2 separate regions of the Homo sapiens genome follow, and region 1 is linked to region 2. A link is an interaction called in ENCODE POLR2A ChIA-PET data of the cell type or tissue named here. Cell type or tissue: HepG2. All regions are shown on one strand.

Region 1 (8,000 bases), 160 kb before region 2:
CTCATTAAAAAATTAAACAACAGTACTTTAATCAAGTCTAGAAAATTCCACCATTCCCATATAGAAAAGACTATGTATACTTTACTTCCAAAACTTCAAGCTGTGTACCTCAGCAAGAAAATAAGTTCACCCAATTTCTCATTAATTTAAAACAGAACTTCTGGGGGAAAAAGAGATGTCTCTAAATACAGTCCATCTCCAAACACAAAACATAAAACCATGTTCAACCAATGAATCTTTCCTTAAATAAGAAGAAATCAACATATAATCTTACTGTTTCCTTCCAGAGGATTTCAGAATATGAATGTTACAGTAATAGAACAGTGCTAGGTATTCATGCTAAACACATGCTCTAGTTAAATATCAGACAATGATTATTGTCTGAGTACACATGTAATAAAGGGCAATGACAAAAATATAATGCATTTTTAAAGTTTTATTATATAGTTAAGATCTGTAAGCGCAAGTGTGATTTTTACAAATTTTACCTCATCTAAATTACTGAAATAAGAGTAGGACAGGTGGAAGAGAAGGTACCAACGAATGCCAATGCAGAAGATAAAGGTACCTAAAGAAATCAATATAGCTACCAGAAAAAAAAGAAAAAAAAAGACTGATTAGCTCAGATTAGAAAGGGATTTTATATATATATAAGGTAGAAGGAAAGGCAATCTGAAAAGAATAAATATTTTAAGAAAACTGTTAAAGACTGCAGCTAGGAATAAAAAATTAAACCTTTTCTCCCAAATAAGATGCTGAAAAAATGTAGGAGAGGAAGGCATTCCCACAATGGGAAGGAAGCTGAGTAAAACCAAGGCCTCTTTCAAATAAATGATTCTACTGTTTTATAATTTACTCACTCTTAAGTCACAGTGAAACTTTGACATCATCTTAAAGTTATCACAAATAAGAAAGAATGCATACAACTTGCATGATAGAAAAGTTAATATTTGATGTTCTTCAAAAAGCTAACTATACATTGTCCTTCATATTTAAATATAAAATATTAATTTCCTTGTATTCCCACACTTAATTCCATATCCACCTAGGTAAATTTTGACATATTTAGGTTCTCAATAGGGGCTATACTTAATTAATACCTCTGGAAGGAAGGAGGGAGGAAGGTGCAGGCTCAGTATTTTGATCCTTTAAAATATAAACATACAATTTTGATAAGTCTATTTAAATTCGGGAATATCAGTTTGCAAATAGTGTTTAACCTGAATTTTCTTTATGAAATTAATTCACTCCATTCTTTTTGTTTTTTTTTGGAGACAGAGTCTTGCTCTGTTGCCCAGGCTGGAGTGCAGTAGCGTGATCTCAGCTTACTGCAACCTCCACCTCCCGGGTTCAAGCGATTGTCCTGCCTCAGCCTACCAAGTAGCTGGGACTACAGGCATGCAACACCATGCCCGGCTAATTTTTTTTTTTTTTTTTTTTTTAGTAGAGACGGGGTTTCACCATGTTGGCCAGGCTGGTCTCAAGCTCCTGACCTCACGTGATCCGCCCACCTCAGCCTCCCAAAGTGCTGGGATTACAGGCCTGAGCCACCATGCCCTAATTCACTCCATTCTGGAATGCCAGTTCCATGGAATAAACGTATGCTGTAGAATGAAATTCATCTGAATAGTTTACAATTGATCTTTTCTATTGCAATAGAAGAGAATATAAAAGAACGGTTAAATGCAAAATGAGTAAGAAACCTAAAACTCAGGTTTGAGCTTCTTACCTAAACTATGTGACCTTGAACAAATAAATCATTTAACCCAACTGAATTTACTCACCTGTAAACAGGAATAATATTGACACCTATCTTAGGAGGTTGTAAGGGTTAAATTACATGATTTATTTGAAATGATTATAACTCCTGAAACTTGGTAAAGCATTCATTGCATATCAATGATTAATTTTAATGTCAGATATTAGAGAAATCAACTAATAATGTACACAGTAGCTAATTTTTCTCTTAAAGGGAAACTCGAGGACTATTATACAAAAATTAGGCACAAAAAGTATAATTTGGAAATCTAGCCTAGCCAATGCAATGACATGTTATAGAAACAAAAATAACATTTTTAGCAAATGAGAAAATTACATCCCTAAAAATTCAATGATCAGTACCTTTGAAAAGAAGAGAAAAAATTTAAAAATAATTTAAAAATTTAAAAAACATTCAATGAAAGCAACTAAAAACTCAGAATTTAAAATCTATTAGCAAAGCAGCTTCTGAAAATTAACACCATTTTTACTCTTCAGAAGGCAGGGAAGGAGGCAAAGAGACAGAGAGAAATGTAGTAGAAAGCCATTGCAATAATAATAGCAAAACTATACATATGACAAAAAAAGTACAGGTAAAAACTGGTAAAATCTAAATAAGGTCTATAGTTTAATTAATAGTATCATACCACCATCGATTTCCTGTGTTTGATAATTGTATTACGGTTTCATAAGCTGTCATGATGGGGAAAACTGGGTGAAGGATACACATGAATTCTGTACTATCTGCGCAACTTTCATGTGAATTAAAGATTATTTCAAAATAAAAAGGCTTTAAAAATGCAGAAAATACACCTCACAAGAAACTTCTGTAAATGAGACAAAGAAAATTATGAGGCCATGTGTGGTGGCTCACGCCTGTAATTCCAGCACTTTAGGAGGCCGAGGTGCGCAGATCACTTGAGGCCAGGAGTTTGAGACTAGCCTGGTCAACACGGCAAAACCCCATCTCTACTAAACATATAAAAAATAAGCTGGGAGTGGTGGTGCACGCCTGGAATCTCAGCTACTCAAGAGGCTGAGACACGAGAATCACTTACACCCTGGAGACAGTGGTTGCAGTGAGCCGAGATTGTGCCACTGCACACTAGCCTGGGCAACAGAGCAAGCCTCTATCTCAAAAAAAAAAAAAAAAAAAAAAAAAGGAGAAAAAGAAAATTACAAAACCTCCAAAACATAAAAGAAGATCTGAGTCAACAAAGAGAAATAAATTTCCAGAGAAGTCCAAACATCATAACACTATCATTCTAATTATATTACTAATTTTAAGCAGTTCTATTTATAATTCTACTTCTTTTTTTTAATGACTTAACAATTCTGAGGTTCATATGCAACAATAAATAGGAAAGTAAAGCAAGATTAGCCCTACCAGATACTAAAGAATTTAATGCTATAAAAATTTAAAATAGTATAATCCTAACACAAGAACTATTAGACAAAGTAGCATAATCAGAAGGTCTAGACACATATCCTATTCCCTGCATCCCTACACAGCTAAATTCCAGATAGACTAAAGAACGAAACAGTCAAAAAGGTACAGAAAAGGAAATATCATTAAGGATTTCTGGTCTGATGTGGACAGAGCTTGGAAGTCATCACTCCCATCCTCACAACCAGAAAGCCGAACAAACTGAAAATCAGTAACTCTTTTTTTTTTTTTTTTTTTTTTTTTGGGATGGAGTCTGGCTTTGTCGCCCAGGCAGGAATGCAGTGGCAGGATCTCGGCTCACTGCAAGCTCCGCCTCCCAGGTTCACGCCATTCTCCTGGCTCTGTCTCCCAAGTAGCTGGGAATACAGGTGCCCGCCACCACGCCCAGCTAATTTTTTTGTATTTTTAGTAGAGACAGTGTTTCACCATGTTAGCCAGGATATTCTGGATCTCCTGACCTGGTGATCCGCCCACCTCGGCCTCCCAAAGTGCTGGGATTACTGGCGTGAGCCACCGTGCCCGGCCGAAAATCAGTTAACTCTTCTTAGACCCAATAGAGAATTGAGGTTCAGGGCAAACTGCTGCTCCCAAAACTGGAGAGAGATGTGACTACAGAAAACCACAGCTACGGGTATCACAAACCCCAGCAAGAGAAACAAACAGCTGGAGCCAGTATCCATAGGAACACTGTAATGTAAATTGCTGGAGGTTCAACGTGGACTAGCTTGAGAATTAAAAGCTCAGGGGATGGGCAGTCTGGCTGGGGGAGAGACAGAGGAAACTTTCCTGAGTTTTACCTCCAGGTGCCCCATCAGAGATTCACAAGTGAAGATCAAAGAAAAATTCCCTCTAGCTTCCAATAGGAGAGAAAAAATAACCATTCTGAAATTGCCCAGCGATCTCTGTTCTCAATAACAAAGACCTGTCCTCAAAAGAAACTACAGTAGCCTCCCCTCATCCGAGGTTTCACATTCCAGTTTGTTATCCACCAACTAACCAACTTGTGGGAAGAGAAATACAAAACTCCAGCCGCCTCCCAGCCTTCCTACTTTCTCACTTAAGTATTGGGAGGTAAAGGTTGCAGGAGCTAAAAAGCACTCATGAAGGTCACAGTCCAAAGACACAGGCTCACTAAGAGCTAATCATAAGATTATAGAACACTTTTACACACACACACACCACATCAATAGGGCTCCTGTGTAATAACAGGGACTTACAGCTTAAATAACTACAAGCCTCGGAACCTACTTATGAAGGAGTTATTAGGGAAACCCAAAGACAACAAAGGAGACAAAAGCAGTTACACGAGAGGAAATTTTAATCTCTGACACCAAAGCTACATCAAACAGTAAACACAGCCTAACTCCTAGCCAGATAGGCCTCTAGGCCACACTAAAGGCCTGTTTATCTCAGTTCTTTTTACCCCTTATGTCACATCCAGCTTATCAAAAAAAAAAAAAAAAATTACAAGGCATGCTAAAGGCAAAAAACAGAGTCTGAAAAGACAACGCGGGCATCAAAACCAGACTCATATATGGCAGAGATTTTGGAATCATCACTGTGAGAATTTAGTAACTATAATTAATGTGCTAAGGGCTTTAATGGAAAAAACTACACGACATTCAAAAACTGATGCCCACTGTAGGCAGAGACATGGAAACTCTAAGACAAACTGAAATGGAAATAACAAAAATCAGTAACAGAAATGAAGAATGCTTTGACGGATTCAACAGCAGACTAGACACAGCAGAGAAAACAATCAGTGAACTTGAAGATACGTTGATAGAAACTTCCCAAACTGAAAGGCAAAAAGAATTTTTTTAAAAAGTAACAGAATATTTAAGAACTGTTGGACAATTACAAAAGGTGTAACTATGGATAATGAGAATATCAGGAGAAAAGAAACAGAAGAAATATGTGAATAATGGTGGTTAATTCTCCAAAACTGACAGACACCAAACTACAGATCCATGAAGCTCAAAGAACTCAAGAGGGATAAACACCAAAAAATCTACACCTGAGTAGATTAAAATAAGTTTTATCTAAAGAATCCATATGAAAAAACTTTGCAAAGAACAATGGTTTTATTAGTATGTGAAAAAAGCGTTACTTTTCATGTTCTCTAAATATTCTATAATTACTTTTACAATTTAAAAATTTTAATTATAATTTTAATCTATGGCTACAAAAATGATCTTGCAGTTTTAAAAGGTTCTGAAACCAATTTCATAAAGAATTTCAAAATATTTTAGCAATTATATTTTCTAATGTATAACTTCCTCAAGGTAACTACTTTGAAGAATATTTTTTTGCCCCATTATTTTACGAGCACATTATAATTATGTTACCTTCTTCAGAATTGTGCTCAGAAGCTTCTGAGAAAGACAGGTTTACCACAATAACCTAACCTGGATTGCTGTACTTCTCCTGCCTTCTTCTGTCTCCTCCCCTTGAAAAGAGATCCCACTTCTTATTTCTGACACTGCATGTGCTTTTAGTGACTATCCTGCTTGCTTCCTATTACTAATGCTGTTCTAATACAGACAGAGAAAAAGACAGGTACCACTATTTATTAAATCAGTAATTTTAATTTTACAAATAACAAATCAATGTATTTGATCATGACCCTAGCCTAAAATCAAAGTTATATGATTTATGTATCACTTTATTTATTCAGAAATATTTTTATCCCCCAGCAAGACTTAGGCTGCTGTTGCTTTGCCTATAAAATAAGAGGGTATATTACATGAATTATATGAAATGGTACATGGTATATCATGAACAACCAGGAGAATTATAACATTAAATTTATTCCGTCTGTCTGCATGTTTGTACCCTTTAACCCACTTCTCTTCATTCTCCCCAACACTCACCTTTCCCAGTCTCTTATCTTTTTACTCTCTACTCTCATGTGATCAAATTTTTTTAGCTCTCACATATGTGAGAACATGTGATATCGCCCCAAATTTGTCTTTAATACGTGCTTTGGTAATTTCACTTTAGCCCTTAATGTTAGTCTAACAATATTTATTTTAAATCATATTTGAAAACCATAACTTATAATACTCAACTTAATCCATATTTCTCTTAGCTATCTAGCTGTGCACAGTGGCTCATGCTTGTAATCCCAACACTTTGGGAGGCTAAGATGGGAGGATCATTAAAGGGCAGGAGTTCAAGACCAGCTTAGGCAAGAAAGCAAGACCTTGTCTCTACAAAAAGAAGAAAGAAAAGTTATAAACTACTTTATCAGATTTTCTTAAATTAAAAACCACCAAGAAATATCACTTCAATGCACCGTGTTATTTTTAATCCTCTCAGAAACAAAATATACTTGATAGAAGAAATAAAAAGATTACTGGTATTAAGCATTTTTTTCTAAATAAGCAATAACATGATGTTAAATTATGTCAAAATGTGCTCAACAATCATTATATAAGGTTCCACACTGATGGATTCTGCATTGAAAACTACTTGAACTTACAATCAAAGCCTTTAGTATCATAGTAAGAAAAGCTTTATCATAAATCATGTACGGCACAAAATCCTAACTCAATTCTTATCACTAGATGCCTCATCTTCCCAAACTATCCTTGTTATTATTTAATAAAACTTTCACTTTTATTCTGTGACCAAAATGCAAGTATGAAATCTGCTTTCCTGGCTCCTTAAATAAAAGGCTGCAAAAATGCTATCACTCCAAATTACCTCAGAATCTGAAGTAAGGGTTACATATAGAGATCTTTTTGGTACTTTAATACCTCACTACCCACAAAAACAAAACAAAAAAAATGGGCTACAAAATTAAAATAAGTTATTTAATATCCATACAAATACTTTACTTTGACTTATTTTCCTACCTCATTTGCCTTTTTACCCATTCCGCATTACACAAACACATCTGTGTATCTCTTCAACTCTTTTTCAGGACAAGGTAGAATTAAACTGAATAATAAATGTGAAATAATGTATAATACAATTCAATTTAAAAATTACATTGCCAACTTTTGACTACATTCAACGTCATGTACATAGTCAAAACTCTCAAAACCTACTATATTTCACGTCACATACTACAACATCATTTTTGTGAGATTGTAACTAAAATAACCTACCATTCTTATTTAAGTAACTTTTAAAACTACTTCTCATTTCAAAGAACATTCTTTTTAAAGGTAGAAATGTTACTTTCCCCCACTAACTAGTCATTTTCAAAAAGTACTCACACAACATACTATAAATGCCCAAAATTTAATCACTTATTTTAAAGACTCCTTTCTTCACCTCTCTGCCTCATCTCTTAATTTCTCCTGTAAGTGCCAACATTACTACAAGCACCTAGATGAAGAGCACATAAAACAAATACTCAACTTTTCGTGCTTTGAAGATTTGTTCATTTATGTGAGGACAATGCAAAATCTTGCATACTTGGATATGTGGGAAATTCAAAGTTTTCAAATTAAACTGGTAACTCAGGGTGGGAGGAATAGGGGAGGATGGTGTCATATGACATTGGTTAAATTTTTTTAAAAAGCCCACTTTTCCAATGCAATTATAAATTTAGGATAAAATCTACTTAGAAAATGGTAAGGTCCTTTAATAATCTTATTCTACAAGATAACTCCCAAAAGCCCAGACTAACGTATGCTTAAGTTTTTGGAAACAAAATAAAATTTAAGACAGTTTCCACCTATGGGGTATTACGCTTCATGTGGGGATAGAGGAAGGTTAGGTGAAATGTAAAAGGTTCATGTTGTTTCTCCATTCTGTCTTTCTCAATTCTAGATTGGTAAAG
Region 2 (8,000 bases):
GTTTTCCCTGTGTAAGTGAAAGTTCTATTACTTGTTCACTAGTATATCCTGGAACTTGGCCTGGGGCCTGGCATCATCAGGGCCCAATAAATACTTGTTTAATAGATAGCAATGTGGGTAGTGCAACGGGAAGAACAAGGCATCAGGAGTCAAACATACCAGAGTTTGTTACATGGCCACTTACCAATTAGGTGATTTTGGGTAAGTCAATTGACTTTGTAGTGCAGCCATTTTTGTAACTGAAAAATGGAAGTTATTGTGGGAATTCATTGCAAAAGTGTGTTATAAACTGCACTTGGTATAAATGTGAGTCATGATGGTTTCTTATCTCTGGAAGGTAACCAGAACATGATTCTTTCTACTTCCAAAAGAAAAATAAGGTAGAGGCTGTGATCAGAAAAAAGTCACTTCCTGCCTATGCTGACTAGGCCTCCAGGATAGGCCTGAAATTCTGTTAGGTCACGAGACTCTTTGGCTGCCCAAAGAGGCCTGACTTAAGTGCCTAAGTCTGTGCCTGCCTTTGGGAGCTCTGCTTAGGGTGTGAGACTCAGTGTGTCCATGGGGAGCTAATGGGCTGAATCCAGGGATGAAGCCAAGCACTGGGATAGCTCTGCAGCAAAATCAGAAAATGGAAGTGAGAGAATTGTGAAACCACTGTCTGCACTCATCCCTACGGCCACCTAACCCCAGGAGAGGTCTCTGCAGAACAAGGTGCTGTGGGTTCTCTTCTCTCCATCCATCATATTTTAACTGCCTGTGTGCCACTGCCTCCTGCTCAGACATGGGGGCAAGCCCAGGATGAGCATGTAACTGTAAGGAATGACGGGATTAGGTCCACCCTGAATCACGTTAGGAAAAGCAAGAAAACAAATCCCAGAAAAACATGGTTTCAATCTTGTAAAGCCTAGAAGTAAGGCTAGTTCTTCAAACTATTTCTTGACTATGTCTACAGGTATTAAGCTACTTATAAGCTTGGCGAGATTAAAAAATAGATGTTTTGTGAAAATTAAGAAAAGAAAGTGGCACCTCTCTGAGCCAGAAAGAACATGGTAGGAATTAGTAATGCTTTTACTAAAAATGTTGGTTGCCCAGTTAGAGACCATGGGAAGTTGCAGACCCAGGAGGTCTGGCTTTCAGAGAGTTAGACGGCACTTCCTGAGGGACATGGAGAGAGAAATGTAGCTGGATACAACTGTCTGCCAGGCCTTGGGTTGATCGAAATATTAAGCTACATAAGCCCAGTTCTTGCCCTCAAGGAGCCCTTAATTTAGTGGATTTTTATTTAGATTAATTCTAAGAAGTAAAAAAAACAAAACAAAACAGAAGTGTATGGATTAAGGAATAGTTAACTGGGGTCCTGTTTCTAGTAAAATGCTATTCAATCTTAAAAAACAATCAATGGTAAGGAAACACAGCGAAGGCATGACAGTCAAATTTTTAGGTGACAAAAATCTTGGAGGACTAACTCAAATTTGAATGTCTGAATCAATACTTTAAATATGTTTTGACAGAATCAATTAAGTCCAAGTTGAACCTAACTTAAGTTCAAAATAATTAATTAGGTGAGTAGACTGTTAAGCAAATTTGGGCTTAAATTACACTTTAAAAAAGTAATGTCGGCCGGGGTTAGTGGCTCACACCTATAATCCCAGCACTTAGGGAGGCCAAGGTGGGCAGATCACCTGAGGTCAGGAGTTCAAGACCAGCCTGGCCAACATGATAAAACTCTGTTTCTACTAAAAATGTAAAAATTAGCTGGGTGTGGTGGCACGTGCCTGTAATCCCAGCTACTCAAGAGGTTGAGGCACGAGAATCGCTTGAACCTAGGAGGTGGAGGTGTGAGTTGAGGTCATACCAGTGCACTCCAGCCTGGGTGACAAAGCGAGACTCTGTCTCAAAAAAAAAAAAAAAAAAAAAAGCAGTAATGTTGCTTTAGTCAGCCACAGACTTAATATGAGCCAGAATGAGTTTGCCACAAACATGAGTGCAACCCAAGGATGGAATAATAGAATAATAGAAGTAGCGTGTCCAGGACAAGTGGTGTACCACCACTATTGTCTGTTTTGGTCCATTCTTGGTCTAGAGTCTTTTTTTTTTTTTTTGAGACAGAGTCTCACTCTGTCACCCAGGCTGGAGTGTAGTGATGCGATCTTGGCTTACTGCAACCTCCACCTCCTGGGTTCAAGTGATTCTCTTGCCTCAGCCTCCTGAGTAGCTGGAATTACAGGCACGCACCACCATGCCTGGGCCTAAAAAGTCTTCATATGACTCATTTTAAAAAGGATGTTTGGCCAGTCGTGGTGGCTTACGCCTGTAATCCCAACACTTTGGGAAGTGATGTGGGTGGGTTGCTTGAGCTTAGGAGTTCGAGACCAGCCTGGACAACATGGTGTAACCCCGTCTCTACAAAAACTAGTGGTGCCTGGTGGTTCATGCTTGTAGTCCCAGCTCTGTGGGGGCCTAAGGTGAAAGGAATGCTTGAGTCTCAGAGGTTGAAACTGCAGTGAGCCATGAACATGCCACCACCCTCCAGCCTAGATGACAGAGTGAGACCCTGTCTCAAAAAACAAAAAAAAAAAAGAAAGAAGAAAGGGAAAAGGATATATTCATAAGTTCTCTTTCCCTTCACAAAATTTGTCTTCCATTTTTGTAAGACTGTTGAAAATGCATTGAGAATTTTTATGGTCATCCAACTAGAAGAGCTTTAAACCATGACCAAAATTTAAGGTCTAGAAGCCAAAATAATCATGCATAATGAATTAGTCTTTTATTTCCTGGACCTTGTTATGACATTCCGTAGATTTCACCATACTGTTCTTGAATTAGATGCATGATACAATGTCGTCTTTCTTCAGTCTTTTCTTTAGCTCATGATCTCTGCAGCCCTGTAATTGTGTATATTCCTTTGGATATTGTTATCAGCCTCTTTCTCTTCATTTTCTCCTTGAGAATTCATCTACTCCTGTGGTTTACAACTTCTTCCTTCTTGGATAACCTAGAAACCTGTAGTTGCACCTCGGGTTGCAACTTGGACTCCAGTGTTGTATTCCAACTATTTAGGGAAAAGGAATACAAGATAAGGGAGCTAAATTTTGTTTAGAGCATTTTACCTAATTCCCACAATAACCCTGTTTGGTTTGGGCATTAGCACTTTTCAGATGTGGACACTGGGTCACAGAGAGCCCAAAGTCAGAGTTTCATGGAATAATAAGTTGATGATTTGCACCCTGATCTTCTGGCTCCTATTTCAGGGCTCTGTCCACCATGGCTGCCTCTCTTTTGTATCTTATGGTCTGTATTTGGCATTTATTATTCACTCCATCCATTTACTTATGTAGAAATATTGCATGCCTACCATATTTCAGGAACTATGCTAGGGATGGGGGAATAAGGAAATGAGCAGGACACTGTCCTTTCTTTTAGAAGATAACAGGCTGTCAGAGGAGGTTGAAAAGACAGATGACTGCACGAGGTGATAAAGGCCCTGATCTTCTATGGAATGCACTGTTTGCCAAGATAGCTGGGGAGGCAGTCAGGGAGAGATATTTCATGAGGTTTTGAATGAGGAGTAGAAATTTGGCTTCCCATTCCAACAGGGCTGTGCCTTTTATTTCACTTTGCAGGTTTATATGTCTTGTCTTCCTCCCTACCACAAGTACAGGCATAGTAGGCCCTCATACTGTTGAATGACAGCTACAAACAGGACTGAGGCTATAATGCAACAAAATATCCATACTTAATTCTTAGGTAAAAATCACAATATATCAAAACAGATTTCCTATCAGAACAGTTATCAGCATGAGATAGTTCCTCCCTACTTTGTAAGGGAAGAAATTATATAGTGGTGAGATTTAATGGCTCATTTAAGGTCACACAGCATTTAGTGTCAAAATCTTGAGCAGGGTCTGCTCCTCGGACTCCCTATCTTGTACCTTTCAACATCTGAATGTGACCGACTCTTCCAGAATAGCTGGAGACAGAGCCTGAGCAAGAACAGAACAGTGTTTCATCGCTGCTGGTCAGAGGAAGAGTCCACTAAAGTGCATCCAGTATAGAGATGCTAATGGCCTATTAGGATCTTACAATTCTGGCAATTTCTTACCACCCGGACATTAATGACTACAATTAATTATTCACCTCGATCAGACTCTGGGAAAACCTGCCAGGTGCTGTCCTACCCTATGAGAAACCACCTTACTGCCAAAGAGGAAAAGGTTGTTTTTTTTGTCCCTGAATTCACAGAGGGGGAAGCGGTTCTTTTTAATAGGTCTGGAATCTGAACTTTCATAAAAGGCACCTTATCTCCTGACTTTCTCATATGTCTTCATCTGTTCTATTGACTCTCTTTGATGGAATATACCAGCCGGCGCTACAAAGTGCTTTTTAATACTTTGGTAAACAGTTGAGAGAGAAACCTCATTACAGATAAAGTGAGAAGTGAAGTTGGACAGCCCATTTATCTTACTCAAGATGAAGTAAGGGCTGTTGCTCAATTAGGCTAAAATAAAATCTCTCATGTTTCCTTCCTAATGTCTTGTTTGGGGGCAGGGGTATGGGGGCGGGGGAAGTGAGTGGCAGGATGAGTAAGCTTCTGAAATATTGCCCAAGAATGTGACAGGCATCGGGGGAGGGAAATGAGCTTCAGCAGCTGCTCCTACAGCAGTCACTTTGCATTGCTTTCTGCCAGCAGGAAGCGGGGGCATGAGATAGCTAGGAGTCAATCAGAGACAGCCAGCTCAAGTCCTTCTTCAGTCCTGGCCACCCCACTTTCATTAGCAGCCTCAGAAAGGAAAGGGGAGGAGGGGCAGATGGCAAAGGATTATTGGTGGGGCTTTAGGAAGAGGAATTGAGAAGAGTGAATTTGATCCAAATCTAAAATGTATAAAGATTGTACACCTGCTCTTATTCTTTAGTCATTAATCATAGCGGTTTGTTGCTGTTTTTTAATGGGGATGGAGGGGGACAGAGGGAGTGCAGGGGTTGGGAAAGGATGGTGGCAGTGAAGGAGAATGAGAAAACGTGTCTTGTTGCCCTGAGCTTGCACCTGGCTCTTCCTCAGTGTGCTGTGCTGGTTGATAGAATGTTTTCATTTTCTTTTCCCCTCAGAGACACATGTTTATTCTCTTAAAATGGGGAAGATCCCATTTTTCCTTTCAGACTGTTTAATCTGAAAGGAGAAGATCTCGGCCAGGAGATACCTTGTTTCCAGTTTGAATCAGATCAAGTTTACCCTGAGAAGTCTGAGATATGTTTTACAAAGGCAGATAGAATGAAGGCCAAAGTTCTGACTCATTAATTTGATATTTTAGATGTTGTAAGTACAAATACTCCCTCCTAAGCTCAGGTACTAATCTTGTTTTGTATATGATATCCATGGTCATTAGGACTTGTAGTCTACTCTTTGTACTGTGACTTCAGAAAATGTTTATTTAGATAGAAAGTACAAACTACCCTTTCCTTCAAAACTTTTTTGTGAGCCTTAGAGAATCATGTACTGAGGTATTGCCAAATGGTGTTTTGATTCAGCTCCTCTGATTAGGTCATTAAAATAAGAAGATTTCACTTCCTCTCCTTCAAGGATAACCAAGAGCCCCAGGTTGGAAGGAGAGCAACATCCTTGTCAGCTGGCCTGTAGCGCAGTGAAGACCACAGCTATCACCACTACATCAAAACCAAAGTCTGAGAGCACCTGCCTGCCCCAGAAGATTCAGAATCGTGCCCCAAATCTGCCTCTCTCAAGAAAAAGATAAAATGCTCAAAGATCACCTAGAATACTTTACCCATCGTATATAGTAGAGCAGGATGAAAAATCTGGGTTGATTTATGGAGTGGTAAATAGTCCCTTGTTGACAGGATAAATTTGTTTAGAATTTTGATTTACCAGGAATGTGCCATGAAGCAAAGCTAAGAGGCAACTGGGAAGTTCTTCAAGCAGGTATTAGATTTGGAAGTGAGAATTTAACTTGGATGCTTGTCGTTGTGGCTAGAGTTGGGCAAGACCCAGAGAGGGGAGCCAAGTGATCAACTCCTAATACCTCTTTTAGCCACTTTTTATGTTAGGAGATTTTACAGTCCTTTTCTAAGACTTTCAGCAGCCTAAATCACTAGGAAGGTGGTTAGCCTGGCAGCCATCATAACTGAGATTGTATGTGTATATACCCTGGATTTACCTGTAATCTGTGAGCTCTTCGAAGGCAGAAATACTGTGTTTTTCTTTTGTTTAGTAGGTGCACAAAGTGTAATAACTGTGGCTGAACTGAACTCAATGGACTGCTTGGTGTCCTACTGCTGTAGACTAGAGCAGATACAGCATTTTCCAAGTTTCCAGCAAGTCTAGTAGGACTTCATAAAATGGCAGGCTGAAAATCAACCTGCAACTAGTAGCATATTTTACTAAAAATACTCCTGTCTCTATAGAGGGGTGTGTGGTCTTTGTGGGGGCAGGAAAAGTTACTAAGATGTTTCCACAGGTTTATGTAAGACTATCCAACTCCAAATCCAGTTTCTGTGTTCACCAACCCACCTGAAACTACCAAGGTGGTTATCTAGACACCTTTCAACCAGGAAAAAGATGCCCAGGCCAGGAATTTTTTTGAGAGAGAAAGAGGAGAGAAGCTAAAATAAGTTTTCACAGCCTCTTCATTCAAGAAATTGAGGTTAAATAGAAGGCATAAGTTCTAGTATTTGATAGCCATTCACAGTAGTGTTCACAGTAGGGTGATTATAGTTAATGATAATTTATTGTATATTTCAAAATAGCTAGAAGAGACTTAAATGTTCCCAACACAAAGAAAGGATAAATGTTTGAGGTGGTGGATATCCTAAATACCCTAATTTAATCATTATACATTGTATGCATGTATCAAAATATCACATGCACCTCATAAATATATACAATCATGTATCAATAAGAAATTTTAACTAAAAATGATTACATAAACTAAACTACAATTACATAACCACAGAAAACTAGCATGAAAGTGGTTATTTACTTTGAAAAAAAAAGAGAGAAATTTAGAACTTTATAAAGGAAATAAAATGAAAATAGGCCACAATGAACAGTTGACACAAAGCTGAGAGGAATTGAGTACATGACCTCGAAGGAGTCTCCTAAAACTAAGAGGTGGGTCAGAAAGCTGGCAAGCTCTAATGCTTAGACTCACACAAGTCCATGTGTGAAATTAGACTTTTGACCTCCAGGCAGTGGTCTTCAACCCAACGGGAATGCCCACCCTTGGGAGGAGAGCAAATGACTTTCCATGAGGCCCTTACATTTCTTGTAAGGAAATTAATTTTTATATTCTCAATTTCCAACTGTACTTTTTCCTAAGATTGATCTGCCAAGTCTGTGATTGGTTGGCTCTTCCCACCTCCTTTTAAAATTCCCTTTTTTATTAATGACAAACAAACCTCTCATCCATTCTAAATCCTATTAATGTGGATTTCCCAGGGCACAAAGCGAAGGGACAATTCCAGGATGCCTTGCTCCTGAGGGGAGTCCCATGGGTGCCAGAAGGAAATGTTGAAGGGAACTTTTTATTCTTATCCAAGAGGGAAACTCTTGGCAAGGCTCTGAGGGCTCATTCATCCATTCTTCCATCCATCCATCCATCCATCCATCCATCCATCCATCCATCTATCCACTCATCCATCTTTCAATTAGAATTTGAAAGTGAGATGTTTGTCCCAGGGATGAGCATAAATATGCTTATTTGAATTGAAAAATGAAGTAAGACTTTTTCTGACAGAAAGTCAGTCTGATTTAGATGACTGATTTGACAATGACTAGGTTTGCCAAGTTCTATGGTGGATGTTGCCTATAAATTGATCTTAGTATACAGTTCCAAGATTTTGACAAAAAAATATATTCAGAGCCTGTATGCATCATAGAACATGTTGGGAATTAAGCTTATAATTAACATTTTTTTAGTTTAAAATTGTGTAGAGTGCACATAGATTATTTTTCAAAAACATTTAAGGAAATATACAAGAAAATTTGA

The links. ChIA-PET counts read pairs that join two places held together with the same protein. Peaks named below come from ENCODE experiments on the same cell type or tissue, not always from the same donor. Only the 100,000 strongest peaks of a DNase experiment are listed, where the experiment ranks them.
Region 1: POLR2A ChIA-PET joins it to region 2 with 12 read pairs; 2 of 35 experiments call an interaction of 5 or more read pairs at or near these places.

The regions. Positions count from the first base shown.
Region 1 is chr1:86,930,376-86,938,375 of GRCh38, reverse strand. All of the region lies in intron 1 of HS2ST1 (heparan sulfate 2-O-sulfotransferase 1), which reads right to left. Among named protein-coding and RNA genes, the nearest start is that of HS2ST1, 20 kb to the right of the region's middle. In HepG2, no CTCF peak of the experiment used is centred here; a DNase peak (open chromatin) is centred at 4,365; H3K4me3 peaks cover 1,686 bases.
Region 2 is chr1:86,771,097-86,779,096 of GRCh38, reverse strand. No RefSeq gene overlaps it. Among named protein-coding and RNA genes, the nearest start is that of SH3GLB1, 71 kb to the right of the region's middle. RefSeq lists an enhancer at 4,286-5,485. In HepG2, no CTCF peak of the experiment used is centred here; DNase peaks (open chromatin) are centred at 3,456, 4,396 and 5,366; H3K4me3 peaks cover 1,009 bases.